Linked DNA regions of Homo sapiens: region 2 is linked to region 1. The links are chromatin contacts, found by Hi-C in ENCODE. All regions are on one chromosome and are shown on one strand. The core of a region is the stretch at or near the end of the contact, and the rest is flanking DNA. Distances in the headings are between cores, read along the strand shown. Region 1 overlaps FAT2 (FAT atypical cadherin 2). Region 2 has its middle 31 kb from the start of ATOX1-AS1.

What was found. Hi-C counts contacts between places; a loop is a spot of excess contacts on that map. Pooled maps may share reads with other maps.
Region 2: a loop to region 1 is called in a pooled map, with 6 times the contacts of the local background. The contact joins two enhancer-like sites. A Hi-C loop is called at or near these places in 4 of 50 pooled maps.

Annotation. Positions count from the first base shown.
Region 1 is chr5:151,567,842-151,574,100 of GRCh38, forward strand. It overlaps FAT2 (FAT atypical cadherin 2), which reads right to left. Exons shown (of 24, transcript NM_001447.3): 2 at 1-1,110. The coding sequence starts at 1,090. Among named protein-coding and RNA genes, the nearest start is that of FAT2, 20 kb to the right of the region's middle. RefSeq lists enhancers at 1,542-1,631, 3,528-4,040. Within about 2 kb of position 2,875, at least 4 of the 41 ENCODE cell types and tissues checked have a DNase peak (open chromatin) inside an H3K27ac peak, as active enhancers do.
Region 2 is chr5:151,718,874-151,725,132 of GRCh38, forward strand. No RefSeq gene overlaps it. Among named protein-coding and RNA genes, the nearest start is that of ATOX1-AS1, 31 kb to the right of the region's middle. RefSeq lists silencers at 395-689, 1,621-1,730, 2,561-2,761, 3,221-3,421 and enhancers at 1,973-2,152, 2,223-2,482, 2,743-2,812, 2,833-2,882. Within about 2 kb of position 2,583, at least 3 of the 41 ENCODE cell types and tissues checked have a DNase peak (open chromatin) inside an H3K27ac peak, as active enhancers do.

The DNA of each region.
Region 1 (6,259 bases), core at 1,625-4,124:
TCTCGAATTTGAGGGAAGACAGTTTGGAAGGTGGTAGGTGAAAGCCCCTGATCTGGGAATAAAAATAAGGGCCGCTCCCACTCCTGGCCTGGAGGCTGAGGTTGAACCCATGAAGGTACTCCATCCAGTTGATGTCTTTGACAGACACCAAACTGAACTCATTGCTCCGGGCATAAGACTTGATGGCTTTGAAGTGCTTTCCAGGGTCACCACCAACAACTTCCACTGACTCCACTTCAGCTCCTGAGCTATTTGCATCGACCAGTACAGTGGCATAGGTGGTACCATCATTGCTGTCTGGTGGAGTCACCACCACCGAAGCAATGGCTGGGGGCTTCCTGAGGGCAGGCTCCACATGAACCACAAGTGCAGCCAGGCTGCCAAACCCATTGCCCTCAGAGATTTTCCGCATGCGGTCCACAGCTAGCACCTGGAGCTCATGCTTTCCTCGCCAGGTGACGTTAAGCTTCCCAGCCACAGTGACCACACCGCTGGTGGGATGGATGGCAAACATCTCTGACCTTGTGTTAAAGGCATAATAGAACTCAGCATTCTGGCCTAGATCAGCATCTGTGGCAGTCACCTTGCAGATGGGGCTCTTCAGGGGCATGTCCTCAGAGATGGTGACTCTGTACGAAGGTGGAGAGAAGAGAGGCTTCAGGTCATTCTGGTCCAGGATGTGGACCACCACACGGGTCAAAGCTTCCAACTCCAAGGTCTTCTCTGTGGCTTGGATGATGAGGGTGTAGCTGTCTCGCACCTCTCTGTTCAGAAGAGCTGTGTTGCTGCTCTTTGTCCTTATTCTTAGGAAGCAGAAGTTGCCCACCACATACTCCTCAGTTTTAAATACATTGGCCACATCCCCAGAGATGATCCGGTACCTCACTGCCCACTGTGGCTCCGCGAGGTAGATGCCCATTTTCTCGAAGCTCTCCACATAGGTCTTGGGAGAAGAATTTTCATAGATGGTGGCATTGTAATGGGAGTGTGTGAAGTGCCAAGCAGAGGAGGAGAGAATCCCTTCTAGAGGCTTCTCACAGGTCGCACAATGGAGCAAGAATATGGCAAAACCCAGCAGGGCAATAGTCATGGTGGAAAACTCCCGAAACCCTGGGCAGAAAATAAAAGACAGGGTGCAAGTTAGGGGGAAAAAATGGTTTCTACTGCTGTGATTCTTAACTGGAGGTGATTTTGACCCTCAAGGGACACTTGGCAATGTCTGAAGATACTTTTGGCTGACCCAGCTTGGGAGTGGTGGTGCTAATGGCATCTGGCAGGTAGAGGCTGGGGATACTGCTAAACAACCTACAATGCATAGGACAGTGCCTTTGTGTGAGTCAGTTCTCACACTGAGAATAAAGACATACCTGAGACTGGGTAATTTATAAAGGAATGAGGTTTAATGGACTCACCGTTCCACATGACTGGGGAGGCCCCATAATCATGGCAGAAGGCAAAGGAAAAGCAAAGTCATATCTTACTTGGCAGCAGGCAAGAGCGCGTAGGCAGGGGAACTCCCCTTTGTAAAACCATCAGATCTCATGAGACTTATTCACTATCACGAGAACAGCATGAGAAAAACACACCCCCATGATTCAATTACCTCCCACTGGATCCCTCCCATGATACAGGGGGATTATGGGAGCCACAATTCAAGATGAGATTTGGGTGGGAACACAGCCAAACCATATCAGCCCTGCAACAGAATTATCCAGCCCCAATGTCAATAGTGCCATGGTTGAGAAACCCCGTGGCTGAAGAATAGCAGACTAGTTCAAAATGCTCTCTCAAAGACACTCAGCAGCTAGAACACAGTCCTGAACTCTTACTCTTTTTTCCCAAAAACTTTCTGTGACTCCTTGGGCGATGGTGAGATAGTCCCAACTCTTAGCCAGGAACCAAGTTTAGCTATCTGGTTCTAAACTACTATTCTCTCTCCTTCCTACAAGGCCTTTCCACTGGGGCTGAGCTCTAGCCAAACTGAGCTGTTTCCGCACATGCAGAGGCTGCAGGAAAGCAAAGTGACCAAGATCCCAGGCGTGGCATCAGGCTGCCTGGCTGTCAGCCCTGCCTCTGTCATTTGCTAGGTAGGTGACTTTTAGAGCAAGTTATTTAACCTCATGAGCCTTCATTTCACCTTCTGTAGAATAAGGATAAGAAAATCATCAATCTCTTAGGATTGTTGTGAAAATTCAGTGAAATAATAAAGGTAAATGACTTATCAGAGTGCCTAGTTTATTGTCAGTTCTAATTTAATGTCAGCCATTATTGATAATAGGAAACTAAGGTTCATAAAAGGAAGGGAGCTGCCCAGGGCCTTATAGCTAGTGGGAGCTCCTTGCACAGACCAGGGTTGCCTCCTTGCCCCAGTCCTATTTATACCTGTTTCACCACATGTCCCTTATAGACAGGGCATGACTCTGACTCATCATGTAACCTGGAACATGAAAACTCCCAGGCTCCTGGAATGTCTGAGTTGAAATGGACATTAGAGATGATGGGCTTCTGTCCCTGCTTTTCATCATAGATGAGTATAGATGGGGAAATAGAGCCCCAGAGTCGAGATCAGTCAAGCTCCAAGTCACACAGTGTGTGGCCGGGTAAGAACTAGTCCCTGGGAGTTAGTTCTTGTTGAACTGATCATGAATAAATGCTTCGCCTCTCTTAGACCCTTGCTGTTTCCCACAGAGCCCATCCCCGAACTCCAGCCTGGGTGAAAATGTGAGACTCACCAGGGCCAAGGATGGGGCAAGGGGCAGGAGGAGCGGGGCAGGGTTTGGCAGGGCCATGTGTAGGTCTGGTGCACCAGGCTGATGCCTGGCTTGCCCCTGGGAGCCTTGATTCCTAGGAGCTTCATGGCTGCCAGCCAGATGCGCTGGAGCATTCTTGGATGAAACTGGCCAGACCTGATTTTCCAGTTGCCTTGCTCTTCAAAGCCAAGGAAGAGTTAAACTTCCAAGGCAAAGGGGGAAGGAGAGGCTTGGAGCCCCGTCTTGCCAGAGTCCTGTGTGAACTGGGCACAGGGTTCCCCAAGATCATGCTGACAGCATTCCGAGATAAGAGGCAGGAATAGAAAAGTCTGCCTAAATCGGGGTCTGAAGGCCTGTGACAGAAAATAATTTCAATATGTCCCACCCTTCGAGCTTCCCTACCACCCGCCTCCCAACTCCTGAGATTCTGTTGGTGGTGCCCTAAGCTTAGGCACCTCAGAAAAGAGAGGGCAGGAAGGTGGCAGATTCTTCATTCGAGGTCTGAAAGTTAGTGGCAGAAAGAGCTGCTGTACGTTTCCCGCCCTGCCTGCCCACTACTGTCCTTCCATGCTTAGAGCTGCAGCCCATAGTGGGGCCAGCCCCAGGCAAAAGCCACACTCACCCTACCCCTGACCCAGCCCCCACAAGCAGAAGGGGACGCCTGAGTCATTCAGCCCCCAACCCATGCAGGATGGCATTGCTTTTGAAGTTGAAACCCCAAGGGAAAGTGAGTCCTCACCCCAGTCCCAGGTCCACTGGCTCCACAGCTCTGTGAGCCCAGGGTGCACGCAGCCTCCCAGCCCTGCCTGCCCTGCTGTGTGGAGAGCTTCCTGTTCACCAGGTCAGCACCCGTGTTGGGCAGGCCCCAGCAAGATACTCTGCTCGATGGCTGCACCGGTGCCTTGCAATGCAGGCGCCGTTAAGATGAGCTGTAGGGAAGGGGAAGGGGAGGGATCTCCCTGGAGGAGGATAAAATGCAGAGAGAATGCACCCTTGGATGGTGGCTTGGTGCCCATGACCTGCCCAGGCTGTAGGACCTGCACACCTGGGGAGTAGTTTGCTGAGGGAGGGAACAGTGTCTGCACAGCTGTTTCCTGGCCCCAGGTTTAGATGAGTGAACAAGCTTGCAGGGCGCAGAAGCATGTTAGGCTCCTTGTACTACCTTCCTAGTTCACAACACCCAGGGACCACTATTTTAAAACATCTTGTGTAAACGTACATCAATTCATATGACTTCCCTGCTTAACACTTTCCAGTGGCTTCCCATAGCACTTAGATTAAAATAGAAACTCCTTGCCCTGGCCTAGAAGGCTCTGCACCTCCTGGGCCCATGCTACTTCTCCAGTTCACAAGCTGCAGCCACACAAAACCCAGACCTGCCTCGGGGCCTTTGCACTTACTGCTTCCCTTAAGATTCTCACATGAATAATTCCTTCTTGTCATTCAGTTTTCAGCTTAAATGTCACCTCCTGAGCTCCTGTTTGGAGTAGACTTCCTGTCAATTCCCCTCTTTATCACTTTGCCCTATTTTCTTCATGACATATATCACTACCCAATATTTTCTTGTTTATTTGTTTAATGACTGTCTTCTTGGACTCCATGAAGAGAGGAGCTCTGTGTATCTTATTCACAGATGAATTCCCTAGTGCCTAGAACAGTGCCTGGTATAGAACCAGGCTCAATCAATACTAGTTGAGAAATGGAAGAATCTAGACTTAGGAAACACAATGACAGAATGAACGCTGAAAGAGCCTTTCATGATCATTCCTTCCTTTTGGAAGCTGGAAAATAAAGTCCCAAAGAAAGAAAGAGACTTGCCCAAAGTCACAGGGTGAGAATTAGAGCCAGGTTCTTTCCTCCTGACTGTGCTTCTGGAAAGAGCTGTGGTCACTTATGAATCTGACTGTTTGATTTCAAATCACAGCTCTACCACTTGCTACCTGTTCAACCTTAGAAAGTTACTCAATATTCCTGAACCTCAGCTTTTTCATCTGTGAGAGAGGGCTCTTAAGAGTACTGCATTCATATTCATAGGGTTTTATGGAGACTACATAAGATCGTGCACGTTAATGTACTCAGCACAGTGCCTGGTATGTAGACAAAACTCAAGACATATTCGTTATTAGATTTTAATGCCAAGGCAGAATCAAAGCCTGGGCTGGGTTGAGGGTGGGGTCCGCTGAAGCCTCTGGAGAAGGTCCAGCCTGTGCCCCAACACAGCAGGAAGCCACTGGTCTCTGGTCGAGTCTAAGCTTGCTGGCCTAGCCACAGACTGTTCCGGGAAGCTGCGAGCAGGCACTTGTCTGGGGTGGGGCCTCATGCTCCTTGGCTCCTCAGGCCCAGAAAGAGACCTGCATCTGAGTGAATGTGCACATTTACAAGAGGGCACACATGCATACTCAGTAGTCAATTTTTTGAATAATTGTGTGGGTACATTAGTTCTGTGTCTACCTGGCCATGAATGGACCCTTTTAGGATATATGTATGAACCAACTCTGCCTCCATGTAACTCCCAGCCCCATTTCAAAGATGTGGAAGGCAGGAGAAGGTGGCTAACAACACACAGGCTCTGGCTGTGTGACCTTGGGCAAATGGCTTGCCTTCTCTGATCCTTAGTTTCCCTACTTCTGCAGGTCGTTTCAAGAATGAAAGTTAGTTAATGCACATAAGTGCCGAGCACAATACGTGATATAGTTTTCAACAAATATTACCTAGTAATACAACTGTTTAGTACCTGGCTTATACTATTAACTGTTGAGTTTGTGGATAATAAAAACTTTCAGGCCAGGCGCAGTGGCTCATGCCTGTGATCTCAGGACTTTGGGAGGCCAAGCGGGGCAGATCACAAGGTCGGGAGATGAAGACCATCCTGGCCAACATGGTGAAACTCCGTCTCTACTAAAAATACAAAAATTAGCTGGGCGCAGTGGCATGTGCCTATAATCCTAGCTACTCGGGAGGCTGAGGCAGGAGAATCGCTTGAACCAGGGAGTTGGAGGTTGCAGTGAGCCGAGATCGCGCCACTGCACTCCAGCCTGGCAACAGAGCAGGACTCCATCTCAAAATAAAACAAAACAAAAAAGACTTTCAGACAAATTATTCCGTCATCCCTGATCTATGCTTGTGCAGGCTAATTTTCTGCAACTTAGTGCTGTAGGGCTTTATAGAGGCTGTGATTCAGTTCACCCTGTGTTTCAGCTCTCTACTCCAGCTTCTCAGGATCTTGATTCCGACATTCAGAAACCTGATAGTTGTAACATTCATGTCTTTGTCCAACTCATTGATAAAAGTTTGAACGTGGAGGGCTCCTCATCACTGGGGGAATCCAAGCAGAATCTGGGTGGCCACCTGAGGAGCATATTCTACTGTAGGAGGATATTTGTCCTTGGGGGAGATAAGAAGCATTCTGAAGTCCCTTCCAACTCATACGGGCATGGTTCTTTGGCCTGTGCATGCCTATGGTCTCTATCAGACCCTAAACGAGCCCCCCAATGGCAGCGAAGGGATTT
Region 2 (6,259 bases), core at 1,333-3,832, 150 kb after region 1:
TCTTTTGAGGCATGTGAAGAACTACATTCTTCAAGGGGCTGGGCCTCTTCAAGACTTTTTCTCTTTCCTGGAGAGGGCCAGGGAGGTGAGTGGGGGAAAGACTAAGCATCAATGTGAGCATGAGAAAATTCTGGAATCAGTAAGATCTCAGTTTTTTTGTTTTTTTGAGACAGAGTCTTGCTCTATCACCCAGGCTGGAATGCAGTGGCACAACCATAGCTCACTATAACTTTGAACTCCTGGGCTTAAGTGATCGTCCCGCCTCAGCCTCCCAAGTAGGTGGGCCTACAGGCACATGTCACCACGCTCAGCTAGTTTTTAAATTTTTTGTAGAGACAGGGTCTCACTATCTTGCCAGGGCTGGTTTTGAACTCCTGGTCACAAGCCATCCTCCTGTCTTGGCCTCCCAAAGTGCTGAGATTACGGGCATGAACCAGTGTCTGGTCAAAATGGAGTTTTTTGTTTTGTTTTTGAGACAGGGGTCTCGTTCTGTTGCCCAGGCTGAAGTGCAGTGGCACGAACATGGCTCACTGCAGCCTCAACCTCCCAGGGTCAAGTGATTCTTCTACCTCAGCACCCCCTAGTGGCTGGGACTATAGGTGTGCACCACCATGCCAGTTAATTTTTAAATTTTTTTAATAGAGCCTGTTGCCCAGGCTGGTCTCTAACTCCTGGGCTCAAGCAATCCTCCTGCCTTGGCCTCCCAAAGTGCTGGGATTATAGGCGTGAACCACTACACCCAGCCTGAAATGGAGTTTTCTATGAATTATTAATTAGATCCCTTTTAATACTCTTAGAGATATAAAAATGAAGATTGTAGCACTTTTAAATGATTTGTAACTGTAACACTTTGTTTTCTTCAATGTGGCTCTTCACAGACTGGGCCATGTGAAGCTTTGGGATTTCCCAGGGTCATGTTCTTTACAGAGGCAGGAGGTCAGCTCTACTGGTTCCCTCACACTGTTTCAACTTCCCTGCCCTCTAAACAGGCTGCACAGCATCCTCCAGCCCCAACTATCCTCTCAGAAGAGTTGTCGGAATAAGGACAAAAACAACACCCTCTGTCTCTAGGTCCTTCTGGAATGTCTTCTAAGATACAAAGTCTCCTCTCAGGCCCGTTAGCTCATCCCACCCTCCCTCCACCTCTGTCTGGATTAAAAGCCTTCTGTGCTGGAGGACAAGGAGAATCCTGAAGAGCCAACTAGCTGAACTGCTAGAGTTGCTCCAGTGATTCTCCAAAGTGCCTCTTATCCTGAGACTTTCCTGTTGTCCAGGAGACCCAATGGATGTTTCCCCCAGCCCCTTTGCCTAGGGAAAAGTAAGTGATAGCAGGCAGGAAGGCCTTGCTGCTGTAGTGCCACTGTGCACAACCTAGAAAGCTGCAGCAAAGAGAGACTTGAAGGTTGCTTGGGCAGCTCCCAGAGATGGCACTGCTTTTCAGGGAAGTTGTGTCTCAGGTAGTGACTATTTGGGCCAGTGCTACGCAGGTGGTAGAAAGAATTTACCAAGACAGTTGTAGGTCAGCAAAGCAGATTTGTTAGAGGAAGTATGAAAGTATGTTGCAAGGGTGCAATGGGTAAGTCAGCAAGAGAGTAGCTGACTGCAAGGAGTCAAAGGCTTGCTGGGGATTTTTTAGGATGGTGCTTGTGCTGTGTGCTGAAGAGGGCTTTGTACAGTACAGATAATGCCAAGGTTGCAGTGAGCTAATGTACATTATTCTATCAGCCGAGGTGTCTGGTGATAGTTGGGCACAGGAAGATTGTGAGTTATTTGCACAGGAGGGCTATGTGTCCTGGACCATGAAGAAAGGCAGATGTATAGCTTATCTACTTTTTCTTTTTTCTTTCCCCTGCTCCCACCAGCCTGACTCCTTTTCCCTAATTAGGACTCCACAGGTTGTGGTCCCCACTACCTAGGGTCATAACCTTTGCAGGTTTTGAAGCTCCGTCTGATCAGTTTGCAGTGTTGGGGGATTGCTGCACAGAGAAAGACAGATGCTCCTGGAAAATACCAACATGTCCCATCCCCCTCATCTGGAGGATGAGCTTTTGCACTAGCAGAAAGTTTGTTTCTACACCTAAAGCCATATTATTCCCTATGCCAAGGTGTTGAATTAGACATCAAGAGGTTGATGAAGGAGTACAGAATTGGAGCAAAGGGTGATCTGAAGGGATGTGACATCTAAGTGGTGTGATGAAGTGTTCCTGCTCCCATAGTAAAGTCTGTCCTCACACAGTGGGAGGCAGTAGTTCTTAGCATAGAGGCTAAAGTGTAGTCTCTGCCGTGCATTGTATGCATTCAAATTCTGATCTATTCTGAGTAACAATGTGGCTCTGGGCAAGCTACCTTTCTAGGTTGCAGTTTCATCTGTAAAATGACAAAAAAGAAAGTATCAGAACAAGTTGGTACTAGGCCCAGTCCTGCTATAAGTTGCTGGTCACGTCAAGTAAATCTCTCAGCCTCTCTGGATCCATGCTTCCTCCTCTGAAAAATGAAAAGGGTTGAATCAAGGGTAGACTCTTCTACTACAACAATCTCTGAAACTGTGGAGGGAAAGTCTGAGCCACTCCCCACTAAGAAGCTGTTACTGCTTGGATGCCTGAGTTTTCAATGCCTCAGTAAACTATACCACCTCTGGGGAACTCCCAGCCCAAGGGGGAAGACTGCTGAATGACAGAGCGCTTTTCATGATACTTGGCTAGGGCTGTGCTAACTTAAACAATGAGCACAGTTCTCAGTCCTGAAGGTAACAAGAACACCCTTGCCAATCTCCAGAGAGGAAAACCTCTGTAAGCTCATATATGTGGGCAGGACTTCCACAGAATTCTGGAATGTCAAAGCTGGAAAAGCTCTCAGGGAGTTTCTAGTTCAGGGGTTTTAAGTCACATTCTGTACTTCTGCAGTTCCACAAACTATTAATATTCACCTTATTTTGTATACCAGAGACTGCATTTAAAACTGTGGCTGCAAAACAACAAAGACACCTAAATCAGTCATCTGTCAAATGTGAACACATCAGAGACCAAAATTCATTTATACATTGTGGCAGATTTTGCTAGTGGTCCCCTTTCCCTTTGTTGTAGAAACTACACTTGAGTGGGGCCATAGTGCCCTGATTAAACTACATCTCCCAGCCTTCCTTGCAGATAGGTAAGGCAGTGCAGTTAAGCTTTAGTCAGTGGGTTGTAAGCAAAGGTTGTGAGTGTGACTTATGGGAGTTTTCTTCAAGTGAATGGGAATGCTCTTCTCATTCCTCTTCTAGCTAGCTCTAATGTGGACATGATGGCAGAACTCAATCAGTCATCTTGGACTTTGAATTGATAGAGAGAAGGAGGCTTGGTCCTGATGATCACTGAGTTACCTTGCTGACTCACTTCCCTACAGTGAGTGCCCTGGACTGCTCACCTCCAGATTTCATTTACATAAAAGAGACATACAATTCTGTCTTATTGAGGCCACTTCTATTTGGGGTTTTCTGCCTTTTGCAGCTAAATCTAATGGACACATTTGTGTTCTCAGTAATTGACTTTATAATGCATTCATAATATAAATATAAAAATAGCTTACTGAATAACCCTAAGGAAAACCACTCAGGTCAAGGAAACCACTCAGGTCAAAAAATAACATTTTGCAGCCACCCCAGAAGCTCTCTGTGTGCCCTGTCCCAATCACAACTACCTCCTTGCTTCTAAAAGCAACCTCTGTCCCAATTTGTATAGTAAACATATCCTGTTATACAGTAATGACATAACATTTCCTTAAAAACATTTTGGTCAGAGACTACTTTTATCTGTTTTATTTGAGATGCTCCTTAAGACTTTGCTTGACAGAAGGCTTCTTCTAATAAAAAAGTTGGCCAATAACTGAAATAGTCTGACCCCTTCATTTTACAGAGGAAGAACATGAAGTCAGAGAGGGGAAAGAACTTCCTTATTTTAAAACTGACAAATAAAAATTGTATGTATTTATGGTGTACAACATGATGTTTTGATGTATGTATATATGCAAAAGGATTTTCTAATGTCAACCAGCAAATTAGAGGTAGAGTGGACTAGAACTCATGTTCTCTCTGACTTTTTAACATTTTAACATTTTATTTTCCAATCCATTTCAGGGGAAGCAATCCTAGATACAAGGTACCAGCCTTGTGCAATGGCTCAAGGATGGGAAAGACTTGCAAATACAGTCTCTAGTACAGGACATTTTATCTTCAACAAACACAAAACCTGCCTCTTTCCACCCAAATCTCAGGGGAAGGATGCTACCAAGGATTCTGACAATGGTTCTTCCCAGATGGCTTTGCATTTTAACACAAACACATCAGCAAAGATGGAGTCAGACACAGAGTGACACAGTGGGGATGCCGATTGGATGAAGTGATCTTTGTAGGCCTCCTCAGAACCCTGCACCAGGGCATCTCCCCCATAGCTACTGTGTGCCCTGAGCCTGACACACAGAGGCCCTTGGAGATCACTGTGGCCAAGGGTGATGCTGAGTCTCGAGATCAGAGGTGTGAAATGCAGAGATGCAGGCGAGCCCCAGCTCTCTTTGCCATCTTTGCTAGACTGTTCTGACCAGCATGCGGCTGCACCTAACTCAATTTCTGGAGAATCCTTCATGCTCATGAAAGTCAATTATTTATTTATTTTTAAGACAGAGTCTCACTCTACTGCCCAGACTGGAGTGCAGTGACACAATCTCAGCTCACTGCAGCCTCCACCTCCCAGGTTCAAGCGATTCCCCCACCTCAGCCTCTAAGTAGCTGGGACTATAGGTGCCAGCCACCATGCCTGGCTAATTTTTTTGTATTTTTAGTAGAGATGGGGTTTGGCCATATTGGCTAGGCTGGTCTCAAACTCCTGTCCTCAAGTGATCCATCCCCCTCGGCCTCCCAAAGTGCTGGGATTACAGGTGTGAGCCACCACGCCTGGCCAAAAATCAATTATTTTATATTATGACAGATGCCCGTCATGCTTTTGTGTAGGACATGGCAGTGTCCAAGATAGCTCACTGGCCAGATTCCATAGCCTTCTTTGTCTCAGATTCTTGGAAGTTTTTGGGTCAGGCCTATTGGCTTCTCCCTTTTCCTATAGGTTAGAATTAGCAGACAACATTAGCAAAGATGTGACTGTGTGTTCTGTGGGGGAGAAAAAGGTGTTCCAAGGACTAAAAACTTGGGAAACAAGTTCATACTTTATCTCCTTTTTGAAAAGTCTCAATTACAGTATTAGTACCTTGAAGGATCTGCAAATTTCTACAGTAAATTATTTTGCTTGATTTTGATGGGCCTGGCATTTTTCAAACTTTTTTGGCTTTGAGACCTCATGTTTCACTAATAGCATTCTGCACGAAACAGTTTGGCAAATGATACTAGCCGCCTCTTTGATGGATAAAGGATGTATTAATACACATAGGATAGACAACATGGCTGGAAAATCACCTTTCTGGCCCAGGTAGCCATCCCTCTGGAAAAGTACTGCATTATCTCTGACTCTGTAAAAATCCATTTCTAATAGCCCCAAGAAGCCACTGCAGAAATGATCTAAACCAGTCTGGGATGGGTTCCCCAGGGATAGCTGGCTGGGCCCTACAGCCTGGCACCAGACTTATTGTACCAAGAGCCCTGGCCAGCCGGCAGCCACCCAGTGTGTGTCTTGACTTGTTTTTCCTTCCTTTCTCTCCTCCTTTTAGAAGACAGCTGAATGGTTCCAGTCTTTCAGTCCTGCTCCTGGCCAACACTGGACCTCTCAAAGTCTAGCCAACTCCTCTTCCAGCGCCTTGATAAACAACCCCCTCATGCTGGGAACCACAGCAGTGGGCTGTTTTTCTCCCTCATGCACCCCAGGAAGCCTCTCCTCTTTGCCTGGGCTTTCTTCCCAAGGCCTTAGCTGCCAACCCATTTTACACCCATGCGAAGCCCAGTCAGTCACCTGAAGAAAAGGAGACTCACAGAAGGCCCAAGATGAAAGACTCTTTAATCCTGTGGCTTTTTGAGTTTTGTTTTTAGCAGGAAGACCTTATTTTCAAAACAAATTGTTACACAGAATTTGCCAGTTTACAGAACAGATGAATAAAGACATTTATGGCAGACTTGTTTATTGTAGCACAACACTGGAAAGACACGAAAAGTCCATCAGTAAGGAACAGATTTAATAAGATGATGGTGAAGTCATACAATGGAATACTATTCTGCTGTCTAAAAGCGTGAGGCACCTCCCAACAATAATAGCACAAGTTCTGAGAAAATCTTTACTTTATA